Linked DNA regions of Mus musculus: regions 1, 2 and 4 are each linked to region 3. The links are chromatin loops, found by intact Hi-C in ENCODE. Cell type or tissue: left cerebral cortex. All regions are shown on one strand. Region 1 overlaps Ptpn4 (protein tyrosine phosphatase, non-receptor type 4). Region 2 overlaps Sctr (secretin receptor). Region 3 overlaps Epb41l5 (erythrocyte membrane protein band 4.1 like 5). Region 4 overlaps Epb41l5 (erythrocyte membrane protein band 4.1 like 5).

Region 1 (8,000 bases), 120 kb after region 3:
TACAAGAGCAGCCAGTGTTCTTGACTGATGAGCCATCTCTCCGGTCACTATGCTTGCTGTTGTGAGATACTGTCTTTTCTCTTACAGTGTTTGTCTTGTTTGGAAAAGGGGCTTACTATGTTGTACTGCCTGGCCTGAACATCAAAGATCCTACTTCCTTTGCACCAAGGTATGTTCCACTATGCTTGGCTCTTCTACAGTTTTTTTTTTTTTTTAAAGATTTATTTATTTATTTATTATATGTAAGTACACTGTAGCTGTCTTCAGACACTCCAGAAGAGGGCATCAGATCTTGTTACAGATGGTTGTGAGCCACCATGTGGTTGCTGGGATTTGAACTCTGGACCTTCCGAAGAGCAGTCGGGTGCTCTTACCCACTGAGCCATCTCACCAGCCCCCTCTTCTACAGTTTTTAATATTGCTGTGTTTTTACACTTTGGCATCTTGAGTATACTGTACTATGGAGAGGTTCTCTCTTGGTCATGTAATTTGGGGTTCTAAATAACACCTGGGCTTAGATGTTCATTTCTTCCCTAGATTTGGAAAACTGCTTTATTTTCATTGAATAGATTTTCTAGATGAAATTTTTTTAATGTTTAAATGAATTATATTTGAGATCAATCAAATTTTTAAACATAAGTAAGATTGGTCATCATTAGATTGTGCCTGAATATACATAGTCTTGAGTCTCTGTACTCATAACATAGTCAACAGTGTTAATTTTTATCCATTGGACTCTTCATGTTGTCCAAATACATGCACCTCTACTACTTTAAAAGCAACATACACACTGAGTCATACAGGAGATAGATATAATTTATAAGGTCATGACATTAGGAACCTAATTTTAAAATTAATCTTCACAATCCTTATGACATGATAGAGAAAAAAATATAGAACTATTTTTTTCCTTTTTTTTTTTTTTACATATTTTCCTCAATTACATTTCCAATGTATCCGAAAAGTCCCCCATACCCTCTTCCCCCCCCCCCACTTCCCTACACACCCATTCCCATTTTTTTGGCCCTGGCGTTCCCCTGTACTGGGGCATATAAAGTTTGTGTGTCCAATGGGCCTCTCTTTCCAGTGATGGCTGACTAGGCCATCTTTTGATACATATGCAGCTAGAGTCAAGAGCTCCGGGGTGCTGGTTAGTTCATAATGTTATGAAATTTTAATTTTGATTCCTTCTACCCCACAGATTCCTAGATTCTGTCTCTTGATAACATCCTACAGTTTTTGAAAATTGTGGTTGTGACTTTTTGCTTGCTTGCTTGCTTGATTTATTTATTTATTTATTTTGGTTTTTTTGAGACAGGGTTTCTCTGTATAGGCCTGGCTGTCCTGGAACTCAGTTTGTAGACCAGGCTGGCCTCGCACTCAGAAATCCACCTGCCTCTGCCTCCAGAGTACTGGGATTAAAGGCGGGCTTTTAAATCAAGTTTGCATAGTATTCTTCAGGCTTGCCTACAGTCCTGATGTTCTTTTATTGTTGCTACTTCGTCTAGTCCATTGGTGATGCAGTCTACTTTCTATATTTATTAAAAATTTGTTCCTCCAAAGTTTTCATCTCCAACATTGCTATTTGTATTTTGTACATCTCGATTTCCTTGATTAATTTCTTATTCATGTGTAAGCTAACTTTTCTATCCACTTGCTTACTTTCTCCTCTATGTTGCCAGTTTTCTTTCCAAGGCCCCATGTGAAATTCTTAGTTCATTCATCTGCTTATTTGTATTTTCCTTAAAGTCACTAATGATTTTTACAGGAAAATGTTTGAATTTATCCAATATTTTACCTGTTTTAGTATGTTTGAATTTAGTAATTGAGGAGTATTTCTGTGTCTTAATTTGTGCCTTTGTTGGTATGGATTTTTCTTCCACTTTTATTTGGGAATCTTCCTCCCTAGCAGACTATTCTTGCAGGGTAAACCCCCAATATTACTCAGGGAGATGAAAACAAATTGGTAACCCCACAATGAATGTGATATCGAAACACAGTGAAATTGGTTAAACTCCATAACACACCCGCAATGACCAAAGAAGAAAAAAATGGCAAAATGAATGTTAAGTATACTCTGAAGTTAAAAATCATTTATAGCAAAGGTGGAAATAGTAATGAATGGGATAAAGAAAGAAAGGAGAGGAAAAAGGGACACAAGAAACAGTGTTAAGTAAAAGGAAAAAGAAGAGTAGAAATAAGTTATAAAACGGAGGAGGAATCCCCCACTAGAGCAAAGTGGAAGAGCTGGCCCCATTAGCATGGGCACAGGAGAGCTGGGGGTGGGGGGTGGGGAGGCTGATGAACTCACACACACTGGAGTGTGGGAAGGGGCAGGTTCTACAGAACCAAAGTTGTCGAATGCCCATGACACAGGGCACTAAAAGGATATCCAGGCAAGGATCCAGTATTGATGCTGGAGCAACGACTCATTGTGATGACCATTTCCAAGTAAAGCTGTGTGGGAACAGATTACACTGTGTGACCCGCTGCAGCTCCCACAGTGAGATGGTTTTATTTCATTTGTTTTTGGGAGAAGGTTGCAAGGGCAGAGGGTATATATGGAGGGATGAGGAGATGAGTGGAATTGGGATGTATGATGTCAATTTAACAAATAATAAAAAAAATATTAAAATAAAGAAGAGGAGGAAAAAACAGGAGATTAAAAAGAAAAGAAAAGCCGGGCGTGGTGGCGCACACCTTTGATCCCAGCACTCAGGAGGCAGAGGCAGGCAGATTTCTAAGTTCAAGGCCTGCCTGTTCTACAGAGTGAGTTCCAGGACAGCCAGGGCTATACAGAGAAACCCTGTCTTGAAAAACAAAACAAAACAAAACAAAAAAAGCTTGCTGAATAATGAAAAATAAAACCAGTTAAACATGGAAATGAAATTTAAAAAAAATAAAAACACAAAAATTCTATTTTGTAAGATGGGGTGGCAGTATAGTATACATGTACAACTCCAGAATTGGTGGAGGATCGTAAGGGCATTTAGACCAGGTTAGGTTATACAAGACCTTTTCTCAAAAATGTTAAAATAAGAAAACATTAAGATATTACCACTAAAGGTATATATTAAGATATTATCACATGTGACCCAGTGGCAGAAAGAAAGATGCCACTTTGGATCTGCTGCTAGTCATACAGGTTAAGCTTCAGAGGCCCACAGGGCTCTGCACTGTATTAGCTCCCCTAGTTTGTAGAGTAGCAGCCTCTGCTGGCCACACTTAGCCTTGCAATCTAAAACTGAAAACTACATTCCTGTTTTTATAAATTACCAAGTTTCAAATGTCTTGTTATAGCAATACAACACATGGAAACGATGTCAGTATTTCATCATATCCAAGTTACCATCAATTATAAGACACATTCCAATGAAGAGAGACTAAAACAGGAGAACCAGAAAATAACTATTGTTTTTATCCTTTTACATAGTTTCTACACCATTATATTAGAATTTTCTCCATTGTCTACCATCTTCTATTACAACAAAAGGCCAAAATACAGAATGCATTCCCAACAACGTACTTATTCATTTCTTAAGGACAGGAAATAAAGTACCTGCAATGAACAATAATGGGCTCTTCTTTTCCAGCCCTCTGGTCTCGTACATGACAAACAAAATCCAGAAAGTCACTCGAATCATCAGGTACTCCATGGTCAGGCCAGGCTGTGTACTGAATCTGAGTAAGTTGACGGCTCTCATTTTTCTAAATGAAAATGAGAAGTTACACACTTTGACTTAGGAATTACCTTTAAAATATAAAATTCATGCCATTTTAGCTTTAGAAGGAAATAAAACCACCTTTCCATTTTGTCTTGCCATTGTGTATAAACTCACTTAAATACAACATTTGAACTGAAGGAAAACATTTCACAGAAATAGTTGTATCCTTGTAAGTACTAGCTACTTACATTGCTATACTTTTTTTTTTTTTTTTTTGGTAAAGATTTTCCGAGACACAGTTTCTTTGTATAGCTTTTGGCAGTCCTGGAACTAAGTCTGTAGATCAGGCTAGACTCAAATTCATAAAGATCCACCTACTTCTAACTCCCAAGTGCTAGGATTAAAGGTGTTCACCACCACCACCTGGCAACATTGCTATACTTTAATGACTCAATTTTTATGTCTAAGGCATTTTGAACAGGGTAATCAAATAAATTAAGGTCAGAGAACTGCTTAAAAGATTACCTAATAGGGATTCCACGTGAACAAAGATGGTAAAGTAAACACTTTGTGAGCATGAACAAAACTTGAGACAATTATTCCATGACAGGAATGACATCAAAGCCCCAGGAGAATGAAATGGCTCAGCTGCTAGGAGTGCTTATGGCCAAGAATGACCATCTCAACCCAATTGCTGGGACACATACTGTGGAGCAGACAGCAGACTCCTTTAGGTTGTCTTCTGCCCTCTCTGACCTCCACAGGTGCACCATGACAAAACCACAAACACTTGCGCACACATAAATGAGTATAATAAAACATTTAAATACAAAATCTCTCAAATATACAGATAGAGTATATAAATATATAATATATATATACTTGGCTGCAGTAAGGGGAGCAATGATGGATATAATTAAAGTAAGAACTCTGGCTCAAATCCTCAAATCCTAACTCTGCCAGTTTTGGCATTTAATATTTCAGAGGTTCTTTCCTTCAAGTGAAAAGTGAAAGGACACCTACAGCTCCACAGCATCTTTAGGTTTAAAAGGTTTCCTAAAAAGACTAAATCATATCAAATTACTGACTCACACACTTTAAAACAGGATATAACTATCATTCAACATCACTCAGTCTGTGGACAGCCATTTATGTTAAATGCAGATCATGAATGAAAAGACAGGTATCAACTCAGACCACCAAGACCAAGTTCGCGAAAAGGGCATAAATAAGAGAGAAAGACAGAAGACAGAGGCTAAGGGAGAAAGGATAGGAAACAGGAGAGGGGGAAGGAGTATTTGTCCTTGGGATGGGAGTGGGTGGGTGCTGACAAAGGACTGCCTATGGACAGAGAGGAGACAGACTTGGCAGTTTATAAAGGTAAAAGGGGAAGAGTCAGAGTGAGATGATTAATTTTAATTGGGCATGTTAATTAGGTGAGCCAAAGGGGGCTTTAGATTGCTGGACTTCAATACTTTGATAAATGGACTCGTAGTCAGTTTCAGAAGGAGAAAGTGGACTAATAAGGAAATGGGCCTTTTGGGCTAGCACAGGAAGAGAAAACAAGAAAGAAGGGCCAGGCTTGACAGGCTGGCTAGAGCCCCTTCAATGAAGGTCAAAGTCAATCAAGACTTTGGGAGTGGAGGTTGCCGATCTACTATCTATCAGTGTATGTGCAGTTTTATTTTATTTTATTTTATTTCACTTTATTTTATTTTATTTGTTTTGTTTTGTTTTTTTTTTTTCGAGACAGGGTTTCTCTGTGTAGCCCTGGCTGTCCTCGAACTCAGAAATCCACCTGCCTCAGCCTCCCGAGTGCTGGGATTAAAGGCATGCGCCACCACCGCCCAGCATTGTGTGTGTGCATTTTTATGTTGGCTCAACATTTTATGTTTGGCTCAAGCTAGGATTAAATACTTGCACCACAACACTTAGTAACACTGACGGCCATTTTAAACAAAGCCAAAGGAAGAAAGAAACTGCCACATAAGACTGTGAAGGCCCAGGTCTCTCCCACCAATACTTAAAACTTTTGAAGGCAGGAACTCCAAGGGTATGATTAATGACAAGTGACATACAGCCTTACTGGCTCTCTTACAGCCAATAAGGAAGGAGCCTGATGATGTGCTAACATATAGAAAAGGAATCGGACAGTAAATGAAGCTAAACTTTACAGGGAGAAAACGGCTAAAGTTTATTTGAATAAGAATAAATTAAGGATATACTGTCTAGCTTATAATTATAATGTACCAATCTGTAGGTTAATCATTAAGATAGTTCTTTATTTTAATCTTTATTTTCCTAGCTAGATGACCAAGAGGTAGGCAAGTGTGTGTGTATGTGTGCATAGTGATTTCTATCTTCAACATAGTCCTTTTTCTTAGTCTAACTATAGCTATATAAAGCTAGCTATATCTAGCCATGACATTTTTATTTATATAACCAGAGTACCTCAGAACTATGCAAAGATAAATAAAGTGTGTGTGTGTATGTGCATGTATGTGGACTATATATATGTGGAGGCCAGAAAAGTTATCAGGTATCCTCCTTTCTTACTTTCTTCTTATTCCTTTAGAACAGTATCTCTCACTAAACCTGGTCATTGCTCAGAGCTATGCTAGATAGAACTCAGAAAGCCCCAGGGATCCTTCTGTCTAAATTCTCAGAGCTGGGGTCACAGGCACTTGTAGTTATGTCCAGCTTATTATATCAGTGCTGCGATCTGAATTTTCCTTATGACTAATCAGCAAGTGTTCTTTTGTTTTGTTTTTAAGAATTATTTATTTTATGTATATATGAGCACACTGTAGCTATCTCCAGACACACCAGAAGAGGGTATCGGATCCCATTAAAGAATGTTTTGAGTCACCATGTGGTTGTTGGGAATTGAACTCAGGGTCTTTGGAAGAGCAGTCGGTGCACTTAACCTCTGAGCCATTCCTTCAGCCCCCAGCAAGTGTTGTTCTTAACTGATGATCCATCCTTCTAGTCACCAGTTGAGTAACTTTTGTTTCCTAGTAACTAGTCTCAGACTAAAAACATTTTCATTTTCCAAAGTCTTTACAGCAGTTCTTATACACAGACACTCTTGACTTCTTACCTCTTGGTTAAACAGTGTCATCTTCCTGAAGATATAGGCAGGGTTTCCTTCTTCAGAGTGGCAGGTGACTTGATAGCATCCATAGGATGAGCTTTCTGAGGGTTCTGGCCAATACTGGTGACATTTAACCTGATTGTCAACAGATTGAATACAGAAAATTACCTATTTAAGACATAAATTTGAATTCTCCAACTTTCAAAATGATCTAATTTTTTAAGAACTTTCAAATTTATAGGAACTAATTCTCATACATCTTATAGCTACTAATATTTTCGTGTGTACAGGTGCGTATTGTATGAATGTTACTGTGCACATATATGAGTGTGTATGCACACACATGTAGCACTGTGGTCTCTTCCATCACTCACTACCTTGTTTATTTGAGAAAAGGTCTATCACTGTATTTGTAGCTCTTCAGTATGGCTAGGCAAGCTGGCTGGTCAATGAGCACAGGGATCTGCTTATCTCTGCTCTGGCCCTCCAGCTCTAGGGCTACAGATGCAAGCTACCAGATCTAAATGTTACGGTGAGTACTGGGGATCTCACCTTAGGTCCCTATGCACTTTACTTAGTTATCCATCTTGCCTGGCTGTTCACTGACCTTTAAAAACCTTCTCTAAACAATCTGTTTGGCTACATCCTGATAAGAGTTTATCACAGGTGTGTAGGAACATGTGCATATGTGTATGTGCTATATATCCTAGCTCTATTTTCATATCACTGACCCGTTTAAAGTGCAACTGCTTTCAGTACACTTCATAGAACTGTGTAACCATTCCCTAAACTCTTAGTTCATTTTCACTGTGCCATAAAAACCCCATATATTCCTTAGTAGCTGTTATGCTTTCTGACCCATTCCATCCTCTTTCCCAAACCTGGACTTAGGTATCTACTAATCTACTTTCTGTACATATGAAGAACCAATCTGGGATGTTCCATAAAAATGGAATTATACAATAATTTTTGTTTTGTTAACAATTTCTCATTCAGCATAAAGCTCTTCAGTGTCACCCAAATTTTATTATCACTACTTCAGTTACTATTATTGCCAAATATTCTTCAGTATTAAACTTTAAAATTTAAAGTATTGATTTTAAATAAATACAATGAAAAGAATGGTAATATTTGTGTTGCTAGTATTGTGCTGATCACAGTCTTAAGTATTTAGCTGTAATGATTCAAAGCATGGAACCAAAACAAAAGATAAAAGGCTACAAGAGGATGTTCTGAGTATA
Region 2 (8,000 bases), 460 kb after region 3:
GTTTTTGAGACAGGTCTCATGTAGCCCAGGATGGCCTCCAATTCCCTATGTAACTAAGGACCATCTTGAATTTCTGATCCCACTGCCTCTGCCTACTGAGTACAGGTTGCTGGGTTGGGGTTGGGGTGGAACCGGGGTTTCATGTATACTAGCAAGCACCAGCTAAGCCACACCCCCCAGGTCAACCTTGATGCTTTTGACATATGGACAAGATATAGTAGTTCTGTGCATTGTATGAGCCTGAGTGGCATCTCTGGTCTCCCTAGATTAGGCACCAGGAATACCTCTGCAAAGCCGTGACAACAGAAAATATCATCAGGCACTATCATATACTCTATGAATACAAGGAGGGGAATTGCCCCTCTGTGACAGCTACTGCTTTAAGGTCTGTTGTGTTTCTGAGAGGTACATTAGCAGGACTAAAAATAGTTGTTGCTGATTGGATTTGAGGCACTGTGATGACAGAGACTTTGAGTCCAGTGATGGAAACAGGCTATTAGAATTTGGATTGTGTGTGTGTGTGTGTGTGTGTGTGTGTGTGTGTGTGTGTGTGTATGTGTGTCTGTGTGAAAATGTGTTCGGAGGCCAGAGGTCAACTTTGAGCATCATCCCTCAGAATCCTGTCCATCTTGGTTTTTTGAGACAGAGTCTCACTGAGGTTTGGAACTCAGTGATTTGGCTGGGAAGAGCGGTCTGAGAACACTAAGGACCCACCTCTCTCTACTTCCCACTAGTGACATTTTAAGTATGTGTCACTATGCTTGGCTTTTTTATGTGGGCTCTTGGGAATTGAACTCAGGTCGTTGAACTTAGAATGCAGTCGCTTTACCCACTGAGCTATCTCCCCGTCCTCATAGCTTAAACCTTATATACTCCCCCAAAGGTCTGTGTGTTGGACTTGTTGCCCAGCCCATAGAACAATCAGGAGATAACCATACTTGGGAGGTAGAGTCTAATGGGAGGACGTTAGGGGATACTGTGACCCTGGCCCTTCCTTTACTCCTTTCTGCTTCCTGGCTATCCTGAAGCAGGCAGTGTCCTCTGTCATGTGCTCTCTCTATGATAGACTCTGATGCCACCAGTTCAAATGACACTCTAGGTCAAAATACATCCTTTCTCCTTAGCTGATTTTCTCTGCTACTTCGTCAGAGCAGTGGGAAGCTAACTAACACATAAGCATAGCTAAGAGACTGCAGAGAATGTGTTGTTCTCACTGCCCTGCTTTGGCATTTTCTCCTTGTCCCTGCTTTCTCATCGATGGCTCCGAAAGAGACTCTCCAACATCGGAGCCAGCTTCCCAGTACCCCTGCTGGTCTGAGTGGTTAGCGGTCTGCCGTTCTGCCGCTGTGGTGGCCCCTTCCAGTGTCTCATCACTGGGCCCCAGTCTCCGTGCAGTGTTAAGGACACTGACCTTCACCTGGCTCTGGGGTACCCAAGGCAAACTCACAACACTAAGATCCTATCTACCTGTACTTGCTTACAATAAATACAAGGCAGCTCAGCACTGGGTAAACCTGAAAAAGTGAGACGATCCTGGGGCTGCTGGCTTCAACAGACCACTCTGACATAACACTCTGAACACTAATGGGGATAGGTAGGCCTAGTCAGTCGTGCCTGCAGCCCAGACCATCCTGTCCCTTATAGGAACATGAGTCTGTTAGGATGGGAACCTGGCCTCATAACCTCAGTTAACCCCAGGACTCTCTCTGGAACCTTCCACCTTGCTCCCCTCACCCTCTGCTCTCAGAGACATGCTCATGTGACCTGTCTATTTGAATTCCTGCCCTCCTGATTCACAATCTCATTTCTGGCTGATGGATTTGCTCTTTGTTTCCTGAGAGTCATGACTACCTGGACCGGCTTCCTCAGAGCAGCTAGCTTGATAGATGTGTCTACTGTGAACCCTCTGCTACTTTCCTTCCTATTCATCTTGGTTGGCCAGACTGTCCTAACAAAACCCATACACCGGGGGCTGGGGACGTGTTTGCCTAGCAAGCACAAGGACCTAAGTTTGATTTCATGTTTAAAAAGATCAGATATAATGGTTCTCAGCTTTGGAAAGGTGGAGACCAGCAGACCTTAGGGCTCTGGGGTCAGCCAGCCCAGCCTACTTGGTAAGATCCAAGCCAGTAAAAGACCCTGTCTCAAAACAAACAAACAAACAAACAAACAAACAGAAAATAAACAAAAATGAGGCAGCAAATGAATAAAATAATACATTGGGTTGATCTTTGGTACACCTGTGTGAGTGAACACACACACACACACACACACACACGCATACACACACGCACACCACAGAATGACTAGCATAAACAACAAAGGATTCTTTTCCTATATTCTGGAGCTGAAGTCTACTCAAGATCTAGCACATCCAGTGTCTTGTGAGGGTTCACTTCCTGGCTTCTAGGTAGCTCCTCTGTTCTCTTGTGGCCTGTCCAGGGAGCCTGCTGGGTGGATATTGTCTCCTCTACAAGAATATGGATCTTTTACAGTTCAGCCCCCACCTTTACCCCTTTACTGACATTTATTACATTCTGAGAGTCTCTGTCTCCAATTACAGGCACACTGGTGTGAGGGCTTCAGTGTATGAACTGGGCTGACATAGACATTCAGTTCATGGCACTGCCATCTTGTCATGAGCAGTCCCTAGACCTTGCCTATCTGTGTTGCTCAGCTTTCGTCATTAAGCAAACACATGGGATCACGAGATTCCGTTCATGGTCAATTAGCCTATTGTTCTGGTCCATGGCGAGGCCCAGTTTTGAGTCACCTGGGCAGAGACTATCCCTGGAAGGCTGTCTAGATTGGGTTGCCCTCAGGGAATATGTCTGGGGATTATACAGATCACATTCATTAAGGTGGAACGCCTTCGAGGTTGCCACCGTTCTCTGGGTAGAGGATTCTGATTGTGAAGAAGTAGAGAGAAGAGCTGAGCGTTAGCGTGCAAGCATTTGTTGGGACTGTGGATGTGAGGGGACCAGCTGGCTCAAGCTCCCGCTGCCAAGACCGCTGCCACGCTGGACCGAATCACAGAACAGTGAGGGAGTATGGAACCGTGAGCTGGAAGAACCCCCTTTTCCCTTTGCTCTTGTCAGAGTACTTTATTACAGCAACAGAAACAAAACTAAGATGCGTTTCTCCCTCCCCTCTACACACACTGACCTGTCTTTTACTAGTTCCTGCCTTCTAAATGTTCTACGACCTTCCAAATAACACCAAGTTAGGAACTCAGCCTCTAATACACTGGGGACCATACTAGATCCAAACTATACCACTGACGCATACCTCAGGAGCTTCCTTCCCCAGGTGATCCAACCTTGCATGGCCACCCACTGAGGTCTCTCCCAGCTCTGCTTCTCTGTGCCTGACTTCTTCAGATTCTGCTCAGAAGTGGGGTCACACTGAGTGTCTCCTCTCATTAACTGCTCAGCTTGTCCAGTCCCTTCAGGGCTGGTAAAATAGCTCTCTGCACACCTCCCTCCACAGTCCCAGCTCTGCCCCCTGGTGGCCAGCTTCTTGGAGGCTGTTTCTGGGCTCCTAACCTTCATTTTATCTTGCTGCAGCCTGGCTCCTACTCAGCACCCACAGAATCAGGCTTATCAGTGGCCTCTATCTAGCCCCATTTGCTAGACATTTTTGAAAAAAAATCTTTAAAATTGTATGTGTTTTGAATGAAAGATGAGACAGCTTAGTCAGTAAATGCTTGCCTGGCAACCAGGAGAACCTGATTTTTATCCCCGTGTCAAAGCATCAAGTGTGGAGGTTGGTTCATGATTAAAATCACAGCACTAGGGAGACTGAGACAGGAGAGTCCCTGGAGCTTGCTGGCCCGACAGTCCAGCCTAACCAGTAAGCTTCAGGCCAATGACAGACCTTGTATCAAAGGAGCATAACATCCAAGGTTGTCCCCCAGCTTTGATACATGCACATACTTATATATACTTACATATACGTATATACATGCTCACACAATTAAAAATCACACCTGCATAAGGGGACATGATGTTTTGATGTACATTATGAAATGGTCACCACAGTCAAACAAATTTACATGCATCTCTTTTGTGTGTGTGTGTGTGCGCACGTGTGTGTACATGCATGTGTATATGTGTGTGTGATGAGTTCTTGAAATCAACTAAGTAGCTCTCCCTTTCCTTCATCTCCAAGCTCCATGTAATCACCATTTTATACTGTTTTTGTCCGTTTGTCTTTTTGGACTGTGTGTGCATGTACATGTGCCTATTTATGCATGTGTATGTACATGCAGATGCATGTGCCATCTACTTTGTTTTTGTGAGACAACATCGCTCCTTTGGCCTTATAATTGCTGACGCAGGCTGGCGGGCCAGTGAGACCCTAGCATTCACTTGTCTCCACTTCTCCAGGGCTGGGATGGCAAGAACCTATAGCTGTGTCTTGCTTTTTAACACGGATTCTAGCAATCAAACTCAGGTCCTCATGCTGGCAGGCCAACAGAGCATCTTTCCAGCTCAGAGATGTATTTAGTACAGTTTCAGAGGATGGAGAATCCAATATTGAGGAGCTGCCTCTAGGTAGGTCCTTCAGTCTATGTCATCATAGAAGAAGAAGGGCTAGGACAGAGTCTGACAAATACAGATGTGGGTGCTCACAGCTGACCACTGAGCACGGACCCCAGTGGAGGAGTTAGAAAAAACACTGAAGGAGTTGAAGGGGTTTACAACCCCATAGAAAGAACTACAATATCAACCAACAGACACCCCCCCCAGAGCTCCCAAGGACTAAACCACCAACCAAAGAGTACACATGGAGGGACCCATGGCTCCAGCTGCTTATGTAGCAGATGACGGCCTTTTAGAGCATCAGTGGGAAGAGAGGCCCTTGGTCCTGTGGAGGATCTATGCCCCAGTTTAGGGGAATGCTTGGGCAGTGAGGCAGGAGTGGGTAGGAGGGGGAGTATCCTCATAGAAGCAGGGGGAGGGGGTTGATGGGGGTTTGCGGAGGGGAAACTGGAAAAGGGGATAAAAATAAATAAAATATCCAGTAAAAAAATGAAAACAAAAAAGAGAAGGCAAGAGATGGTGTGTGTGTGTATGTGTGTACATGCATGTATGAGTGAATGTGCATGTGTGTGTATGAGAGAGAGAGAGAGAGACAGAGAGAGAGAGACAGAGAGAGAGAGAGAGTGCAAATATCCTTTCATTTGAAATCCACTCCTAGGATAACTCTTCACACACACACACACACACACACACACACACACACACACACACACCTATATGTATGTATCTGTGTGTGTGCATGTGTGTATGTTGGGAACTGAGCTGAGTTTCCAACAGGAGAACCTCAGTGACACATCCAAGTCATAGCAGTACATCGTATGAGAAACAGAAAGGATGCAGTAACAGAGAGATGGGGTCAGGAAGAACACATCCCTCTGACCTAGGCAGAGGGGCGGAGCAATGCAGCTCCCTTCAGGCATGTGAAGCTGGGGGCTCTGTCCTGGCTCTGCCCCTGTGTCCCCGCCTCCCAACTGCCTCTGTGTGGTTCCTCATGCTGCATCTTCTCAGCCTCACAGGATCCTTCTCCCCATGGTCATTGTCCTCTTGCTTTGCTGATGTCACCAAATGACCTTCTGCAGCAGCCCTGCCACCCATCTGTCTGTCCATCCATCCACCTATCCATCCATCTGTCCATCTGTCCAGCTCACCTCTCTGTACTTAGATCATCCTACTCAAGCTTTGCTTCTCCACCTGGAGATCCTTCATTGTTGACCCCTCTTCGTCTGGACATACTATTGTCACCTCAGCACTTGAGTTAAGCATTGCTCTTTCCTGCAGTCTCCATACCTGTCCCCCCAACCTCCCTCTGCACTGTCCACCCTATTCCTCCTCCCACCAAGCCCTTACCACCACACACTCTGGCCGCTGACCTCTCTGTACCCGCTGAAGACCATGAGCTCCAACAGTGGAGGTCATAACCTATTCCCCTCCTGTCCTCAGCTAAGCAGATGCTGGGCTATAGCCGTGCCGATCAGTGTTTGATGGTGACGTTTGGTGTTCTGACCTGGTCAGATGACAGTGAGATCCCTTCTTCTTTTTCACTGTCTAAACTCTTTCTTTTGCTCTGCTACCAAAACCATTTCTTTGCACACTCAAGTTGTCAGGCAAGTGATTGCATTATGGGATATGAAGAGCAAGATGATGATGTTGAGTTTTTTCGCTTTCTTCAGCATTTAGGGGTGTGTGTGTGTGTATGTGTGTGTGTGTGTGTACATGTGCTTATAAGTGTGTGTACATATGCAATGCAGCTGGAAGTCAGAGTTCTACACTGAATGCCATCTCTGTCTTATCTTTCTTTTCTTTTCATGTGTATATAGTGCGCATGCACACATTTCTGTGTGTTCACATGTGTGTGAGAGCACATTCAGTGTGTGCATGTGGAGGCCTGGGGTTGAGGTTAGGTGAGTCCCTCAATCATTCTTCCACTTTCTTTCTTTAAAAACATGTTTATTTTATTTTATTTTTTTATTTCTGTGTATGCATGCATTTCTGCATGGAAGCGTGAGTCTGTGAGTGCAGTTCCCTGAAGAGAACAGAAGATGGCACTGGATCCCCTGGAGTTACAAGGGATTGCTAGTCACCCAAGTCACCCAACCTGGGTACTAGGAAGTGGACTTGGGTCTTTTGCAAGAGCAGCAAGTGCTTCTAACTGCTGAGCCACCTCTCCAGCCCCATCTGGTTATTATCTGAGGCAGTGTCTCAGTGAACCCAGAGCTTGAGAGTTACGTTAATTTACCTAGACAGGTTTTTGTCTCTACTTTATGAGTGCTGGGATTCCTGTCAGGCTGCCATGCCTACCAGGCATTTACATGGGCTCTGGTGATCCTTACAGTTGCATAACAAACTCTTTTTTGTTTGTTTGTTTGTTTGTTTTTTGAGACAGGGTTTCTCTGTGTAGCCCTGGCTGCTCTGGAACTCACTCTGTAGGCCAGGCTGGCCTTGAACTCAGAAATCTGCCTGTCTCTGCCTCCCAAGTGCTGGGATTTAAGACATGCACCACCACTGCTGGCTATAACAAACTCTTTACTTCCTGAGTCATCTCCACAGCCTCTCAGTTTTTAAGAAGGGATCTGGAACTTTCAGACTTAAGAGTTCATAATTAAACTAACACTAGTTAATGGGATGCAGTGTCTTTCCTTCTTCCTGTTGATATCTGCTTCACTGCCCCTACCTCCAGACCGGGCTGAACTCTTCTATTGTTTTCTCAAGGACAAACTGTGGCTGCCTATAGCTTCAAGTCCATCTGTATGGTGAACAGGGTAAGCTGACATTACATGCCCCATGGCAGGGCCAAGAATCCAAGAGCATAGAGATTATCCCAAACTTGGTAACTGTGTTTTTCTCTTTTGGCTTCATCAGTGAGCTGGCAACAGAGAGCAACCGACACAGACTCGGGGCTGCTCCTGGGGACCTTTGGCTCTCAGGTGGAGAGGATACAGTAAAACGTATCTTCCATTTGGGAAACATCCAAAGACAGAGATGGCAGGTGTCAGAGGACCATCCGGCAGCAAATACAAGCTTGTGTGCTGTTGCAGGCCCAGCCTTAACTGAGTTAAGGACAGAGAGTGCCATTCCTCACATGGACGCTGTTGGATGCGTAAAGATTCAGAAATGACAAGTCAAATACCAGTTCTTTAAAAAGGAAGCCACTGGAGAGGTGGCTCAGGGGTTAAAAGTGTTTACTCTTGCAGAGGACACAGGTTCTGTTCCCAGCACCCACATGGTGGTTTACCACAACCTGTAACTGTAGTTCTAGAGGATCAGAGTCCTTTTCCCTCCCCCAAGGGCACTCCATATACATAATTTCACACAGGTACATACACATAAGTTAAAAACAAATACATCTTTAAAAAAATTAGCACAGGCTATACCTGAATTACATGTTGAATTAAAATATATGACTAAAAAATAAAAAGGTAGGACTCTGGCTCAATTGGTATTAGCTGGCCTACCACA
Region 3 (8,000 bases):
AAATCCTATTTCTACCTCATTTTATGTGCACTACTGTGCTCAGCTTTATATGAGTTTTGGGGACCCACACTCAGGTCCTCATATAGCATATGCTTTACCCACCAAGCCATCTCCCCAGTCCTAAAAATTCTGATGAAAAGTTTACTAAATTATCAAGTAAAAAAAAATTGGAACCAAACAAGAACATTTTCAAAGCAAGTGTCTTTTGACCTTGCTGTTTCAAGACACACTTACCTGAGGTGTTACTGTGTGGTCCATCAGATTCTCTGTCAGAGAAAGAAGTAAGGCGTCCAGTTCATCAGTAGCATCCTAAAGAAGACAGGGCACCAAGAGTCCATGAATGACTGCCCTCGTACTAAGCTCTTCGCAGTCTCTGAATTTCTAATAGTGACCAGGCCCTACCTATTATTGATCCTTTAAGCAAAAAGGGAAATTCAGAAATGAGCTTTGAATGATTATTCCATTTCAAGGAGAAGAAACTATACAATAATCAGAACTAGAAAAAGAAGTACTCTGTGAATATTCATGCAGCTCTTGCATCTACACAGATAAAGCCTGGTAGTTCAGACAGTGACTGGCTTGTGGCCAGCCTGGCAGGTTTGGATAGGAGAGTCCTGGTGCCCCAGCTGAATCCTCCTGAGAAGGGAAAGGGCACCCAGGTGGCAGTGAGATGCAGGCCATGCATTGCGTTAGGGCAGAAAGTCAATGCAATTCAGCAATACAATGTGATCACGTAAGAAAAGAAGTTACTGTTGGAAATGCAGGACTGTTGACAATAGAGAGCTCTAGGAAAACATGTATTGTTGATATCATTTTGCGGCAACTACTAAACAAATTGATGTGTACCAAAGTGCTGTTTCTTCAGGTAGAGGCACAGCCAGCAAGCAGACTGCCCCCAGCTGAAGCAGACACAAGCAGCATAGAGACTGGGAAGAAGATTCTTGTCTTTCCAGGAGATGAAGCTCAGCTGTGCCTCTTGCCTCAATTCCCAGTGCCAACTACAAGTCACCAGCTGTCCCTCATTATAGTACAGGTTAAACTCAATATTGTCTTTTGAAAAATGGAAAGCAATCTTCTTACCTTTAGTACAGAGGCACTGTCTGCAGCTGTGCCATGCACCGGAGTGAGGGAATCTTTACAGACGGGCACATCATTTTCATTGAATGCAGTACTGGAAGGAAATAAAAGCAGGCCTGGATAAAGGTGGCACTAATTCCTCCAGGAGAATACGGGGGCCATGGAGAGGAAGAAAGGGCAGCTGGGGAGGAACACTCAGTTTTGATATCCAACACAGACTCTTTAGATACTGAGTCCAATAGCTTCCTTCCTACAGTCACACTAAGATGATAGAAAAGACTTGTCTTTAAGGGGGCCAGGAAACATAGGACCTAAAAACTAAGGGTTGCCAGTAGAGTTTAAAGCCTTCAGGAAATTCAAGAGTGATCTACTTTAGAAAAGTATGGTTAGAGCTTCAAACCCAGAGGGATTATACAGAAGATGGGAAGTGAGGAGGATCTCTTTTCTCTTTTTTTGTGACAGGATCTCACTATTTGCTCTGGCTGTCCTGGAACTATGTAGACCAGGTGGCCTTGAACTTACAGAGATCCATTCACCACTGCCTCCCAAGTGCTGGGAAGAAAGATGTGGGTGCCACAAAGCCTGGCTTTGTTAGCTTCTTCTTCCCTCTAGTCTGTGATAAACTATATGACCGAGAAAGCTCAGTGGATCACGAAACACAAAGGAGAAGAGTGAGGAAACAGGAGGCGCCACAGTGAGAGCACAGGGTGGAGAGCAAGTGCAGAAGAAGTAACACCCAGGATTCTGCAGATATTGCAACAGGTAGACAAGAGGATGCTGACCTTCCTGTGACCTGCAGGCCTGGCATACGACCAGGTCTTTATCTCCTGATGAGAACAACAATGGTCTATCTGTGGTTTCAGTGCCAGGAAAGGAGAGGGAGGCCCACAGCTGACCATCTAAGTCATCAGAACGGGCTGGAAATCTCATCTTTACTGTCACTGAAAACTTTGGACACAGTAATGATGAAAATGTCCCAACTAAGCCAGGCAGCAGTGGTCACATTTTTAATCCCAGTACTTAGGAGGCAGAGGCAAGTTTATCCCTGGGAGTTCGAGGCCAGCCTGGTCTATAGACTTGAGTTCCATAACAGTCATGGTTACACAGTGAAATCCTGTCTCAAAACATTAAAAAACAAACAAAAAAACCAAACCAAACCAAACCAAACCACCACCAACAACAACAAAACCCTAGAAAAAAGTCCCAACTAATGAATACTACAGAAAAAAGTCACTTCACCTCTGGTCAAGGAAATCACTCAGAAACGGAATCGATAAAATACTGACTTTTAAAGTGATGGACTATGCTCTAGAAGTGGCCTCGTGTGCAGCTTACAGTGCTGACCACATGGGGAGCAGCCCATGTGCAGGCCAGCCCCTACCTCAGCATCTTTCCACACTGCTGTGGGAGGAAGGTCACTGCAAAGGAAGAATGAACAACTGCGGCGGACTTCTAAACAGCAGGTAACATGAAAAAACAAAAGGTAACATTTTAAATTTCAGAAATGTAAAAACCTAAACAGCAAAAATATTTCATCTTACAAAGTTTAAAAACCATGCAAACCAATAAAAATTTATGGTAAAAATTTATGTACATAATAAAAGTAGTAAAAACAGTCCACACAGGAACCTGAATAAAGGATCTGGGATTGAAATAGTCCCATGCTTAAGAGTGTTACCGTACACAGACAAAGACCTGAGTTCAAATCCCTGAAACCCATATAACAATGCTGGGTGTGGTCATACAGGACGTGTAGTCCCAGCCCTATAGGTGACAGAGACACAAGGATCACTTGGGCTTGTTGGCTGCCAGGATAACACCAGACTCAGCGACAGACCCTGTCTCAAGGGAGGCAGTGATAGCATAGGATACTGAGGCTTCTCTTAGGCTTCTGCTGAGAGGCAAAGAAAGCCACAGAGGAAGAAATTTGGGGGGAAAACCCTGAAGTCGCCACAAAATGGAGCAATTTGGAAAATGCTGAATGTGCCAAGGTAGGACTCTGGGTCCCCTGCTGAAAGCAGACTGGAGCTCAGGGTACAGGGGAGACAGCACCCCTACAGCCCCAGCCCTGGAAGCCTTCTAAATGCTGCACAATGTCTCAACACAGACAACTGTAAAGACCATGAGAACATTTTATTACATTAGTGTGTGTGTGTGTGTGTGTGTGTGCACACGCGTGCTTGCACACATGTGTGGAGGCTAGGAGGACAAACTGTGGGAGTCTGCTCTCTCTTCCTACCAAGTGCGTCCAGGGATTAGGCTCAGGGTGCCATGCTTGGCAGCCAGTGCCTCTACTCACTGAGTCACTTCCCAGGACCCTAAAGAATTCATTATTTTTACTTTTACGTGTATTAGTATTATGCCTGCATATATGTTCACACATCATATGCATCCATGGTGCCACACAGGTCAGAAGAGAGTACAGTTATAGACGGTTATGAGCTGCCTTGTGGGTGCTGGGAATGAACCCAGGTCCTCTGTAAAGAATACATTGTTCTTAGGAAGCTAAGAACCCTACTTAGCCCTACTTTCCTCTGGTTTTTTTCATTTTCTTTTATGTCTTGGCTCTAGTCACATGAACTCTGTCAAATCACTAGCTGAATTCTAAACTAGGGCAGCAGGCATCAGAGACCACAGATAACAAAGACATCTCAAAGTGTTACTTTGAACAGTTACCAACTATTATATAACCACACAGCAGGCAGAACCAAGAAAGCCTAAGACTCAGCTTTGAGAATTACATCATCAAGTCCAAAATGTCCACTTTTCAAATTAAATGTGACAAACTGTGACTCACTCACAAGAAGAAAGACTGTAGCAGAAGCTCCGAAAGCACAGAGAACTTCAGTGGCCGAAGGGCTCAACTGGGTCAAATTCTCTCAGAAAACAAGAACTGCATGAGACCAGAACAGTGTGACAACAGACAAAAATGAACCAAATGGAAACTTAGAGCCAGAAAAAAAGTATGGCTTTTTAGTTAAAAATTTTCTACATCTTTTCAACAGCAGATTTACAAGGCAGAAAAATCAATGTGCTTACACAGAGCAACAGAGTTTATGCAACATCGAATGCAGAAGCCAAACAAGGAAAGCAGAGTGAGTTGAGTCTCGGAGAAGGGCCAGAAGGCCTGCCTGAATAAACACCAGCTGAAAATGGCTAGGAAAGAGACACACATGAGCTCAAGAACTCTGTGAGGTAACCTCAAGAGAGATCTATGCCATCTGTGTTAACTATTCAGTACTGAAAGCCAGGCCACACAGAGACTCTTGAGAAATGATCCCTCCCACCCAATGGATCCTCATAAGGACAGGTCAGTTTTTTCATCAGAAAACCTCTACCTGTAACCCCAGCAACTGACAGATAGGAGCAGGTCACGGGAGCCTGGGTTACAGGGCAGTGACAAAACATTCCTGGGTATCTATCTGCCTCTTGATGCAGACCCAGCTCAACTCCTTCCCAATCCTCTCGCAGCCTTCCCTGCTAGTCATCTCCACTCCTTTGTGTTAGCCACCAGTATCTAGAAAGACTTTCTACCAAGGACCCACAGTGGCCATACAAGGCTGGGGCTCAGGTAGGTGATTTTCATTATCCATCCTTCCTTCCTCCATGATCTTGCTACTCTTACCTCAGCTCTGAGGCAGCCGGCTTACAGGTGCCTCCTTTCTCATTCCAACTCCATCTACTGAACACTCGGACTCTTGAAGCAGCCCCAAGGTCTTCCTAGCCCTTCCACCTGTCTCTCCAGAGATTCTTTGTCTTCCTGCGGCCAACTTTAGGGAGCCCTTCCTCCCCTCACACTTCTACTCCCTGGGTAACCTGCCTTTTGGTGAGGACCGGATCACCCTATCTCTTCCCACAGCTCCTCTCAGCTATTTCTCCAAGCTCATCTCTATTCCTCTTTGCCAACCACTGACTGGCAGAACTCTCTACCTAGGATCGTGAGAGGTTATACCTCCTAAAACAGCAATCAAAGAATGGATCCCCATCCAAAGACAACCAGAGGCCAATGCTTAGAAGCACTTCAATCATAATTACAGATGTCTAGACCTCACTGCAGAACAAACACGCACAGCCAGGACAACATTCCTCTACCAAGACCTACTGTAGCCCTGAGACATGCAACACAGCTGAGACACAAGACAAGAACGTCAAAGCAGCCAGGTGACTATGCTCAAGGACCTTAAAGAGGATACTAATAAATCCACTAATGAAAACAAGAGGAAACAGAGGAATGAAATAAAGAAAACAGTTTAAAACATGAAAATAGAAGTAGAATCACTAAAGAAACCCACGCTGAAAAAAAAACACCTGGAAATAAAAAATGTACGCTGTCAAACAAAGTTAGAGTTAAGCCTCACTAGCAGAGTAAAGATATGGAAAGAGACAGCAACACCTTGATAGCAAGATAGAGGAAATGGCTAACTCTGTCACAGAAGAGGTTCAAAACAAAGACCAGGCACAAAACAATCCAGAAATCTGGGATTCTATGAAAAAACCAAATCTACAAATAGGGAATGTGGAAGGAAGAGAAACCCAGGTTAAAGACACAGTAAACATTTTCAACAAAATCATAGAAGAAAATGTCTCCAATCTAAAGAATGTAGTGCCTAACAAGATATAAGAAGCTGTCTTAGAGTTCTATTGCTGTGAAGAGACTATGGCCACAGCAATTCTTATAAAGGACAACACTGAATTAGGGCTGGCTTACAGTTTCAGAAGTTCAGTCCATTACTCTCATGGCTGGAAGCATGGCAGCCTGCAGGCAGACATGGTGCTAGTGAAGGAGCTAAGAGTTCTACATCTGGATCAGCAGGCAGTAGGAAGTGACTGAGCTTTTGGACCTCAAAGCCCACCCTCTAGTGACAGATTTTCTCTAACAAGGCCACTCCCTATGGGCCAAGCATTCAAACAGATGAGTCTATAGGGGGGGGGGGGTGTAAAAAGAACACCAAACAGACTGGGCCAGGTAAGACATTCCCAATGACACATAATAACCAAAATAGTGAAACACTGAAACATAAAACAAAGAAAGGATATTTAAAGGTTCAGAAAAAAAGACAAAGTAGCCTTTACAGGCAGGCCCAAAGCACCTGACTTCTCATTGAAGACTGAAAGCCAGAGGTCTGGGATGAATGTTCTACAAACATTATCTAATGCCAGCTTAGACTCCTACCCATCACAACTATCAATAACCACAGACTGAGAAAGAAAAACATCCCATAAATAAAGCCAAATTTAAGCAGTATCTATTTAGCAACTAAACTCTACAGAAGGAACTAGAGGGAAAAATTCAATCTGAAGAGATTAACCACACCTAAGAAGACACAAGGAATAAATAATCCCAGAACTGGGATTATTAAAGAGGGAGAATAACCCACACCATAAAAATAAAAGAACAGAAATCAAGAAACACTGCTTATTGGTAACTCATTATTATTTTTTTAAAGAGACATTTATTTATTTATAATGATTTCTTTATTTATTATTTTATGTATATGAGTACACTGTAGCTGTACAAATGCCTGTGAGCCTTCATGTGGTTGTTGGGAATTGAATTTTTAGGATCTCTGCTCGGTCCGGTAGGCCCTGTTTACTCTGGTCAACTCCACTCACGCTCAGTCCCTGGTTGCTCGGGCCCAAAGATTTATTTATTATTACACATTAGTACACTGTAGCTGTCTTCAGACACTCCAGAAGAGGGCGTCAGATCTCATTACAGATGGTTGTGAGTCACCATGTGGTTGCTGGGAACTGAACTCAGGACCTCTGGAAGAGCAGTCAGTCCTCTTAACCTCTGAGCCCATCTCTCCAGCCCCCGTAATTCATTATCAATAGTCTCAGTTCAAAAGTAAAATGGCACTAACAGATTGGACTAGATAAGAGGGTCCAAGAAACACACCTCAGTATCAAGTATAGACATGGTAAAAGGCTGAAGAAAGGTTTTCCAAGCAAATGGACCTAAGAAGCAAGTGGCTGTAGTCATTTTAACATCTGACAAAGTAGGCTCCATACCAAAACCAATCAGAAGAAACAGGGAAGGGCACTATGTCCTCATCAAAGGATAAATCCACCAAGAGGATATACTGTAATTTTAAAAAACATAGGTACACCAAATACAAGGGCACCCAAGTTCATAAGAGAAACACCACTACAGTCATAGTGGGAGACTTCAACCCCACACTCTTACCAATAAACAGGTCAGCCAGATAAACTCAACAGAAAATGGTAGATGTTAAATATCGTGAGAATTCCAATGGACTGGCAGATATTTACATTTTACCCAATGCAAAAGAATATACTTTCTTAGTAGAAGCTTATGGAACTCTCTAAAATTGACCACATATGTGGACAAAAAGCAAATCTCACCAAATCAAGAAAATCAAGACACTCAGCATCTTATCTAACAACCATGGACTAGAGTTCGTTATCAACAACAGGACTAACAGAAAGTATACAAACTCATGACTGAATGAAAAATGGGTCAAGACAGAAACCAGGAAGGAAATTAAACTTTCTAGAATTAAATGAAAATATGACATACCCAAACCTATAGGACCTGATAAAGGCGGTTCTAGGAGGCCAAGTGCCTACATACAAAAACTGATGAGATCTTGTATTAATAACTTAGTGGCATATGCCAAAGAACAAGAAGAACAAATAACACCCCAAAAGAGTAGACATAGTGGTAAGGAAATAATCAAACTTGGAGCTGAAATAAATGAAACAGAAATAAGCAAAGAAAAAGAATAAAAAAATAATGAAACAAAGAGTTGGTTCTTTGACAAAATGAGTAAGACTTAAAAACCCTTAGCTGAATTAGCTAAAGACAGAGAAGATCCAGATTAATAAAATTTGAAATGAAAGGTATACTGGCTACTTTTGTGTCAACTTGACACAGGCTGGAGTTATCACAGAGAAAGGAG
Region 4 (8,000 bases), 47 kb after region 3:
AACCTTCAAGTTTCTCTCTTCCAGATCTCTGAAGTTTTTAGAAGTCTATATAATCTCACCCAGTGGCTCATAACCTTCTTGATGCTGTGACCCTTTAACACAGTGCCTCGTGTGGCTGACCCTTAACTATAAAGTTATTTTGTTGATACGTCATAGCTGTAGCTTTGCTACTGTTATGAATCGTAATGTAAATAGCAAGTATGTAACCCTAAAGGGGTTAGGACCCACAGGTTGAGAACTACTGACCTAACTGGTTGGTTTTCCTTCCCCATATTTCATTTATTATAGGTTAATTTTTAAAAATAATTCTATCCCTCACACTTAAAAAAGATTCATTCTATTTTTATTTACATGTATGTTGTGTGTATGTGTGTGTATGCTTATGTGCACACATGTATGAGGGTGCCTGAAAAGGCAGGAAGGTGGCTTGGATCACTTGGAACTGGAGTTACACAGTCGTGAGCAGCCCAATGTGCAAGTAGGGAGTGAAGCTTGGGTCCTCTGGAAGAGCAGCTACCATGCTTCAGCACTGAATCTCAGTTACAGTATCACTATTAAGGATGCTGAACAATGTCTAGGACACCTATCATCCAGTCCCAGCTCCCTCTGCCCTTTTTTGCTATGGAGCTGTGGTTGCTCTTCCCAGACTACAGTATCCTGATTAAAGTGACTTCCTAGTCTATATGTAAAATCTCACCGAACTTGTTTGGAGCAAAAGTTAGCCTCAATGAGTCTATGGTTCACGTCTTACTTTGAAACGTTTCTTATAGCACTTAATAACTTCAGTAGTAACAAAAAAAAAAAAAATTAAACTTGAGAAAAAAAATCAAGTCATATTAACTAAATCGCAACTTCCTGTTTTGAATCTGAACTTAATAATTAAAAAGTAGGGCTTGGGACGTAGCTCACTGGTAGAAAGCTCGTCTAACATCCAGGAGACCTGGTTTTGAGGCTTAGTTCCACAAAGACAAGAACAAGCAAACAAACCAAGCAATAGTGATAAAGAGACAACTGAAGTTAATTCAAGACACTTAGTAGTAACTTGGTTTCTGATTCTAAATGTATATTCCGAGCACCTTAGAGAAGAGCCTCGGGAGAGTCCCACATGCAACAACTGACCCATTTTCTGCTCATGAACAGCACCTACTTACTCTCCTCCCCTTTCCTGTCTCAGCGCTGCTCTAACCCAGGTACAAAGGCACTTGCTCAGTCTCCTCACTCAGGAGAAGGAAGCTCCAGTGGGAGGAAACCGTATTTGTAACAAAACCATCAACTATGCTTTAAAACACTAACTTTTCTCAGTGTACTTTTAGTTCAAGCTCACAAGAAGGGGAAATATTACAAGGAAAAAGACAGACTTACAAAACTGTTACTCAAACTGGTATATTCTATTCAAGAGCAGAGTACAAGGTCAAGAAACATCTTAGGTCAAATAGTTGTACCCTATAAAAATGGCTGTTCTCCACAGTCCACTGGAGCAAAACCAGTCATGCAAACAGAACGGCAAGGGCAAAGGGCATGGATGCCAACACAAACTCAGGTTTTCCAGAGTACTATATGAGATTACTTCAGGAGGGATGGCACTCTCTCATCATTTAACTTCTGAAAGCCCACACACACTGGCGCACGCACACACACACACACACACACACACGCGCGCGCGCGCGCGCACACACGTTTATGTGCATGTGTCTATGCATGAGTACATACACCTGTGTCATTGGAAGCCAACGCAGATCACCTGAAGTTGTGAGCCACTCAATTTTGTTTTGTATAATTTTTGAGATTATAACATAATTATATCATGACTCCCTTCCCTTTCCTCCCTCCAAAGGGCCACCAGTAGCCTGTTTCTGTGGTCTTCTAGAGTCAAAAGTATCACTAACGAAGAGAAAATGACATTTATCCACTAAAGTGAAATTAACTTCAATTCTAGGAAAGAGACCATGCTTATTCTCACTGTGCTGTAATTAAAAGTTAGTACTTCAGAACACCTTACAGAAGAGGCTTTTTTACTTTGCAAATAAAATCCTTAACTATTTCACATCATGTCACTGCTTAAATATTTTGTTCCCATTTCTGCTACTCTTTAAGGTCAAATGCCATGTCCCAGGCTGTTTCAGGAAAGTAAGACATGACCTACTAAAGAAAACAACACCATTTAAAAACACAGAGACAACATTAGTTCCCAATTTCCTTACAAGCACAGATTCTAAATAGTTCAGGGAAAGATAAAAAAAAAAGGTAGAGGAGTTGGTGAGATGGCTCAGAGGGTAAGAGCTCTTCCAAAGTTCCTGAGTTCAAATCCCAGCAACCACATGGTGGCTCACAACCATCTACAATGAGATCCGATGCCCTCTTCTGGTGTGTCTGAAGACAGCTACAATGTACCTACATATAACAATAAATAGATCTTAAAAAAAGGGTAGATTATACACACACACACACACACACACACACATATATATTTAACTTTTATATGTATATATAAAATGACTACTCAGTATCTGAAAATAACAAACCTCTTTTGAAGAGTTCTAAGTCAGACACACAGACAGACAGACCCATTCAGCCACATCCCACACAAAGTTATGTTTATAGGTATTGGTCTGAATCTGATTTGTATTATCATTATTATTATTACCATTGCCACTTATTATTATTATTACTACTACTACTGTTATTGCTATCCTTCCTGAGACAAGATCTTGCTTTATGAACAGGTTGGCATCAGACTCATGGAAATCTAGACCCACCTGCCTCTGGGCTCCTAAGTGCTGGGATTAAAGGCTTGTGTGCCAGCACACCCAGCTTTGACTCTAACTGTTTAATAAGCATCTGGAAGACACCAAATACATGGCTGTTTTTGAAAATAAAGTGGGACAAACCAAAAATGCAAACAAAACACACCAAGGTTTACAGAATGCAACTAAATAGTGCTCAAGGGGAACCTTACAGCTGAAATTGTTATTTATGTATTTAAAGACGTTATCCTGGGTATGGTTGGCTCAGGCCTGTAATCCCACCAGGATTACCAGGACAGAGTTGAAATTTAGTGTAGGGTACATAGACCATCTTTTTTTTTTTTTTTAAAGATTTATTTATTTATTATATGTAAGTACACTGTAGCTGTCTTCAGACACACCAGAAGAGGGCGTCAGATCTCATTACGAGTGGTTGTGAGCCACCATGTGGTTGCTGGGATTTGAACTCAGGACCTTTGGAAGAGCAGTCGGTGCTCTTAACCACTGAGCCATCTGGCCAGCCCTACATAGCCCATCTTAACCCCACTTTAAGATAACACCAAAAGGACAAGGAAGCTGGGTGGGTGCTGCATCATTCTAATGCCCAGCACTTAGTTAGCTAAGGCAGAAGGACCACATAATTAAGGCCAGTGGGCCATCTTAAAAAAAAACAAAAAACCTGGCTTCAAACAACTAAGTTCCAGGCCAGCTAGGGCTGCAAAGTGAGGCTCTGTTTTAAAAACCAACAGAAAATAACAAAACACAGCAGCGGTCTGAGGCAGCGGTGGCAGAGCACTTGCCCATCTGGTCACACTAGGCTCTGGGTAACAGAAGAAGTACCCCGGAAGAGGAGGAAGCAGCCAGAGCAAACTAAATTGTAAGAAACGAGAAGGAACAAATATTAGAGCAAACATCAATTAAAGGCTAACAAACTGAGTCTTCAGCTGACCAAAGAACGAAAGGAGAAGAGATCAGCTTAAATGAGAAAGGAATCAGGCACAACAGTACTGATCTTACAGAAACAATATGGGAAAATAGGAACTACGTATATACAATGACTGTATTTAGCCTACAATAAATTGCTTTTACCTAGAAACCCACCTTTCTTCTGACACTCTGAAATTAATAACATAGCTGTTCCTACCCTATTCTACTTCTGTAAACAGCTTCATTTTTCTGAATATTAATTCATCTGGTGTGTTTTTGTTTCTTATAATCCTAATGCCTGTGAAAATTTGACATTTTGCAAGGCCTTCAACAAATATTTGTTTAATTAACAATTGCAACTATATAAATCTTCTCAGTTCCTACATTACAAGGCAGTACTTACCCAAGATCTTCAGGTTGTGTTGTGCTGGCTGACAGAAGAGAAGAGAAGAGAGAACATCTTATTAGTCCACCCTGCATAACAAATTGCTTTACTATTCAAAGTAAAAGCTCAACTCACTGCTCTATAAAACATACTTCTCAGCCATCGGCTGTGCTGCAGGTCAGAGCAGGAAGGCCAACAGCAGCAGTCACTCTGAGGGTCTATTCCTTTCTTTTTCAAGGGTTTACTTTTATTTCTGTGGACCTGAGTCCGTGTGTGTGGGTGCAGTGTACCCGGAGCTCCAAAGAAAGCCTGAGATCCCTTGGAGCTGGAGTTACTATTGGCACCTGCAGGCCACTTGTGGGTTGCTGGAACCAAATTCAGATCTTCTGTAAAAGCAGTATGCTCTCGTAACTACTGAGCTGCCACCCACCCATCTCTCTAGCACCCTACTCTATTTTTAAAGACTTATGTAAAAATTCATGTATGTGAGTGTGTACATAAGCACCCAGTGAGCCTGTGAAGGCAAGAGGTCTGAGATGACCCTGGAGCCTGAGTTACAGGTGACTGTGATCTGTCTCACAGAGGTGCTAAGAACTTCTGGAGGAGCGTATCTGCTTTTAACTCCTGAATCATCTCTCCAGCCCAACATCTATTTGTCTTAAAATTCCATTAAAAAAATGTATTTCTGCATGTGTATGTCAGTGTCACAGAGCATACATAAGGTCAAAGAACAATGTGTGGGAGTCCATTCTCTCTTTCTGAAATGACCTGGGCCCCACAGATCAAACTCAGGTCAAGCTGAGTGACAAGAAACTTCACTCATGAACTAAACTGTCAGCTCACATCTGTCTTTTAAAGTAACTTTCTCTAAGTCTCATAGACTAAGGCAACTAACTCTGAATTCTGTCAGTAGGAGGATGAAGTATTAAGGCTTTAAACTATCATTTAATTATGTTAACTCATAACCATATATTTAAATTTACAACCACTCAAAAACTTGAGTACAGATCAGTCAGAAAAATTAATTTAAAAACCCACCGCCACAGTCAGCGCGTGGCAGTTTTTTGTTAAGTGGTGATGATAACCTGACAGTAGACATGCTTCAGTAGAAATCCAAACACAAGTTTTAATTTATCTTTTTTTTTTTTTTTTTTGGTTTTTCGAGACAGGGTTTCTCTGTGTAGCCCTGGCTGTCCTGGAACTTACTCTGTAGACCAGGCTGTTTTCGAACTCAGAAATCCCGCCTGCCTCTGCCTCCCAAGTGCTGGGATTAAAGGCGTGCGCCACCACCACCAAGCTTTATCTTTTTTTTTTTTAAAGCACATTTTTTTATTAGATATTTTCTTTATATACATTTCAAATTTCAAATGCTATCCCGAAAGTTCCCTATACCCTCCCCTGGCCCTGCTCCCCTACCCACCCACTCCCACTTCTTGGCCCTGGCGTTCCCCTGTACTGGGCATATAAAGTTTGCAATACCAAGGGGACTCTCTTTCCACTGATGGCCGACTAGGCCATCTTCTGATACATATGCAGCTAGAGATATCAGCTCTGGGGGTACTGGTTAGTTCATATTGTTGTTCCACCTATAGGGCTGCAGACCCCTTTAGCTCCTTGGGTGCTTTCTCTAGCTTCTCCATTGGGGGCCCTGTGTTCCATCTTATAGATGACTTAAATTTATCTTTTAATGAAAACTATGCACTTCTTTTAGAGTTAAAATATTTTAAATGCCAGATAACATTTATGATGTTGTAAATATCTATTCACAACAGACATTGATAAATATTCTATTTTGTGGGATTTCTCAACAGTAAATTGTAATATGGAACAATATAATTTATACTTTTTATTTATTATTATTATTATTATTATTATTATTTGGTTTTTCAAGATATGGTTTCTCTGTTTAACGGTCCTGGCTGTCCTGAAAGTAACTTTGTAGTAGAGACAAGGCTGGCATGAAACTCACAGAGATCTGCCTGCCTCTATTTCCTGAGTGCTGGGATTAAAGACATACACCATCATGACTGGCTTTCATCTACTCATTTTATATTGTCTTACTCTCTGTGTCTTTGTGTGAAACACATATGTCATGGTGTGTGTATGTCAGAAGAGAACTCCTTTTATTTTGTAGGTCTTGGGAAATGACTCAGGCCATTAGGCTTGGCAGCACAGTGCACTTAACACGTAAGTCACCTTACCAGCCTAATATGGAAAAATCTTTACTGAAATCTTCTTTGGGCCCGGAGCAATGGCTCAGTGGTTATGAGTAACTGCTGCTCCTCCAGAGGTCTTGTTTCAAGTCTCAGTATCCAAACCAGACAGCTCACAACTGCCTACATTCCAAGCCAGGGTACTGGCCTTTATAGGGTGCATAAAATGCCACACATGCATGTTTGCATGTGCACACACACATACAAATAAAAAAAATTTAAATATGTTCATTACATGCTAATATTAGAAAAATATCCAAGGGGAGGAACTGCATTTCATCACGCGATTTGAAAGACACAAGAGAGAAAATACCACTCTACTGAAGACATACTAAGTGTGACCCTGCCCAGAACATCTGCACTGAGATTACTACCAAGTTTAATGTCAGCCAATTACAGGACCAATATTACGCAGCTTATTAAAGTCAGACAAAGATGGTTTTAGTTAACTAAAACAGACTTGAGAAAACTCAGGCAGCTTCCTCTCCAGCAAACAGGAAGTGTGAGGACAAGAAGACTGTCCAGGAAGGAAGGACAAGCCTGTGGAGCAGGGCTGCACTTCACCTTTCATTTGCAGCGTCCGTCGGGAATACCGCTTGCTAGGCCTTCTTTCAAAGGAGGTTGATCTTCTTGCTTTATTAGTTTTTGTGGTCTGATATTCTGTTTTTCCACTAAAATAAGTGAAGCAAGTCAACAGGAAGACAGTATGAGGCAACCAGACGCAGAAGAGTAAAATGTCTGCATACATATTATCCTGCACTGAAGCATGCTGAAGGGAACTACTGCCATCGATAGTTTTGTTTTTCTCTTTATCCAAATATTTTTTATTCTCCAGGCTTTGGTATTATACATAACATTAATAACATAGGATTTCTTCTAAGTATATATATCACCTATATATATGTATAAAGACTTATATATTACCTATTAAAACAGAAGAAAATGTCCATGCTATCAGGGAAGCACCTCTCCTTTCCTAGCCATAGGAATTAATACAAAATGTGTAATCCGGAACAAGATTTCCGGTTAGTTCTTTGATGGTCCTGTGGATTAAACTTCAGGCCTTACACATGCTAGGCAAGCCCTCTACCAATGGGCTACATCTTCAGGCCCAACTGAAGTTACTTTTTCTGTGATTATTTCTACAAAAGTGTATCTAGATACACTTAAAAAAACAATTTTGTACTTGTTTGTTTGCCAGCTAAGAAAATCCCTCAGCATTTCTGACATGGTAGAACAGAAATTATCTTCAGAACTCTCTGTGGCTGACTCGTTACACTATGGGCACTGTCATCCCTGCTTTAACTGAAGACTCAAACTGACCGCTACTCAAATATAACAGACATTTTCCAGTTCATGACAGAGGAGCTGGTAAAAGCCAACTGGCCTTCAGCCACAGTATTGTTCATATTAATGTCCCATACATTTTCTGTATGAGATAAACCTGTCAGATTGAAAATTTACCTTGTTACATAAATTTAAATTGTGGCTTATTACATATAAAATTTATTAATATAAATAACAATAATATAACTGATTTCCCATCTAGTCAAGAAATTATTAACAATAACAATACTTCTTTAAAAATTTTGGCCAGTGGATATCTTTGGCAACATACTTTATTTCTCGTGTCTTCTTTTCTACCCCAGTAAAATCAAGAGTTAAGAGTGATGTGAAAACTTGGGGAACTGAACCTGTATCTAAATCGGGATCCTAGTCGAATGAATCCTG

Evidence for each region. A loop is a pair of places that touch in the nucleus more often than their neighbours do. Peaks named below come from ENCODE experiments on the same cell type or tissue, not always from the same donor. Only the 100,000 strongest peaks of a DNase experiment are listed, where the experiment ranks them.
Region 1: it touches region 3 in a loop (2.2-fold over the local background); 26 of 42 quality-filtered maps call a loop at or near these places.
Region 2: a loop joins it to region 3, with 3 times the contacts of the local background. A loop is called at or near these places in 9 of 42 quality-filtered maps.
Region 4: a loop joins it to region 3, with 2.1 times the contacts of the local background. A loop is called at or near these places in 3 of 42 quality-filtered maps.

Annotation. Positions count from the first base shown.
Region 1 is chr1:119,671,990-119,679,989 of GRCm38, forward strand. It overlaps Ptpn4 (protein tyrosine phosphatase, non-receptor type 4), which reads right to left. Exons shown (of 27, transcript NM_019933.2): 24 at 6,766-6,894; 25 at 3,560-3,708. Among named protein-coding and RNA genes, the nearest start is that of Epb41l5, 27 kb to the left of the region's middle. In left cerebral cortex, a CTCF peak has its summit at 3,225 (motif pointing left); a DNase peak (open chromatin) is centred at 3,190.
Region 2 is chr1:120,009,820-120,017,819 of GRCm38, forward strand. The region is part of intron 1 of Sctr (secretin receptor); the gene reads left to right. Among named protein-coding and RNA genes, the nearest start is that of Sctr, 6.8 kb to the left of the region's middle. In left cerebral cortex, CTCF peaks have their summits at 3,520 (motif pointing left) and 6,574 (motif pointing right); a DNase peak (open chromatin) is centred at 3,498.
Region 3 is chr1:119,553,972-119,561,971 of GRCm38, forward strand. Epb41l5 (erythrocyte membrane protein band 4.1 like 5) reads right to left here. Exons shown (of 25, transcript NM_145506.4): 21 at 1,081-1,171; 22 at 235-309. Among named protein-coding and RNA genes, the nearest start is that of 3830432H09Rik, 22 kb to the left of the region's middle. In left cerebral cortex, no CTCF peak of the experiment used is centred here; DNase peaks (open chromatin) are centred at 3,863 and 4,123; H3K27ac peaks cover 1,668 bases.
Region 4 is chr1:119,601,154-119,609,153 of GRCm38, forward strand. It overlaps Epb41l5 (erythrocyte membrane protein band 4.1 like 5), which reads right to left. Exons shown (of 25, transcript NM_145506.4): 12 at 7,964-8,000; 13 at 6,834-6,940; 14 at 4,075-4,102. Among named protein-coding and RNA genes, the nearest start is that of Epb41l5, 44 kb to the right of the region's middle. In left cerebral cortex, no CTCF peak of the experiment used is centred here; DNase peaks (open chromatin) are centred at 3,477 and 4,432.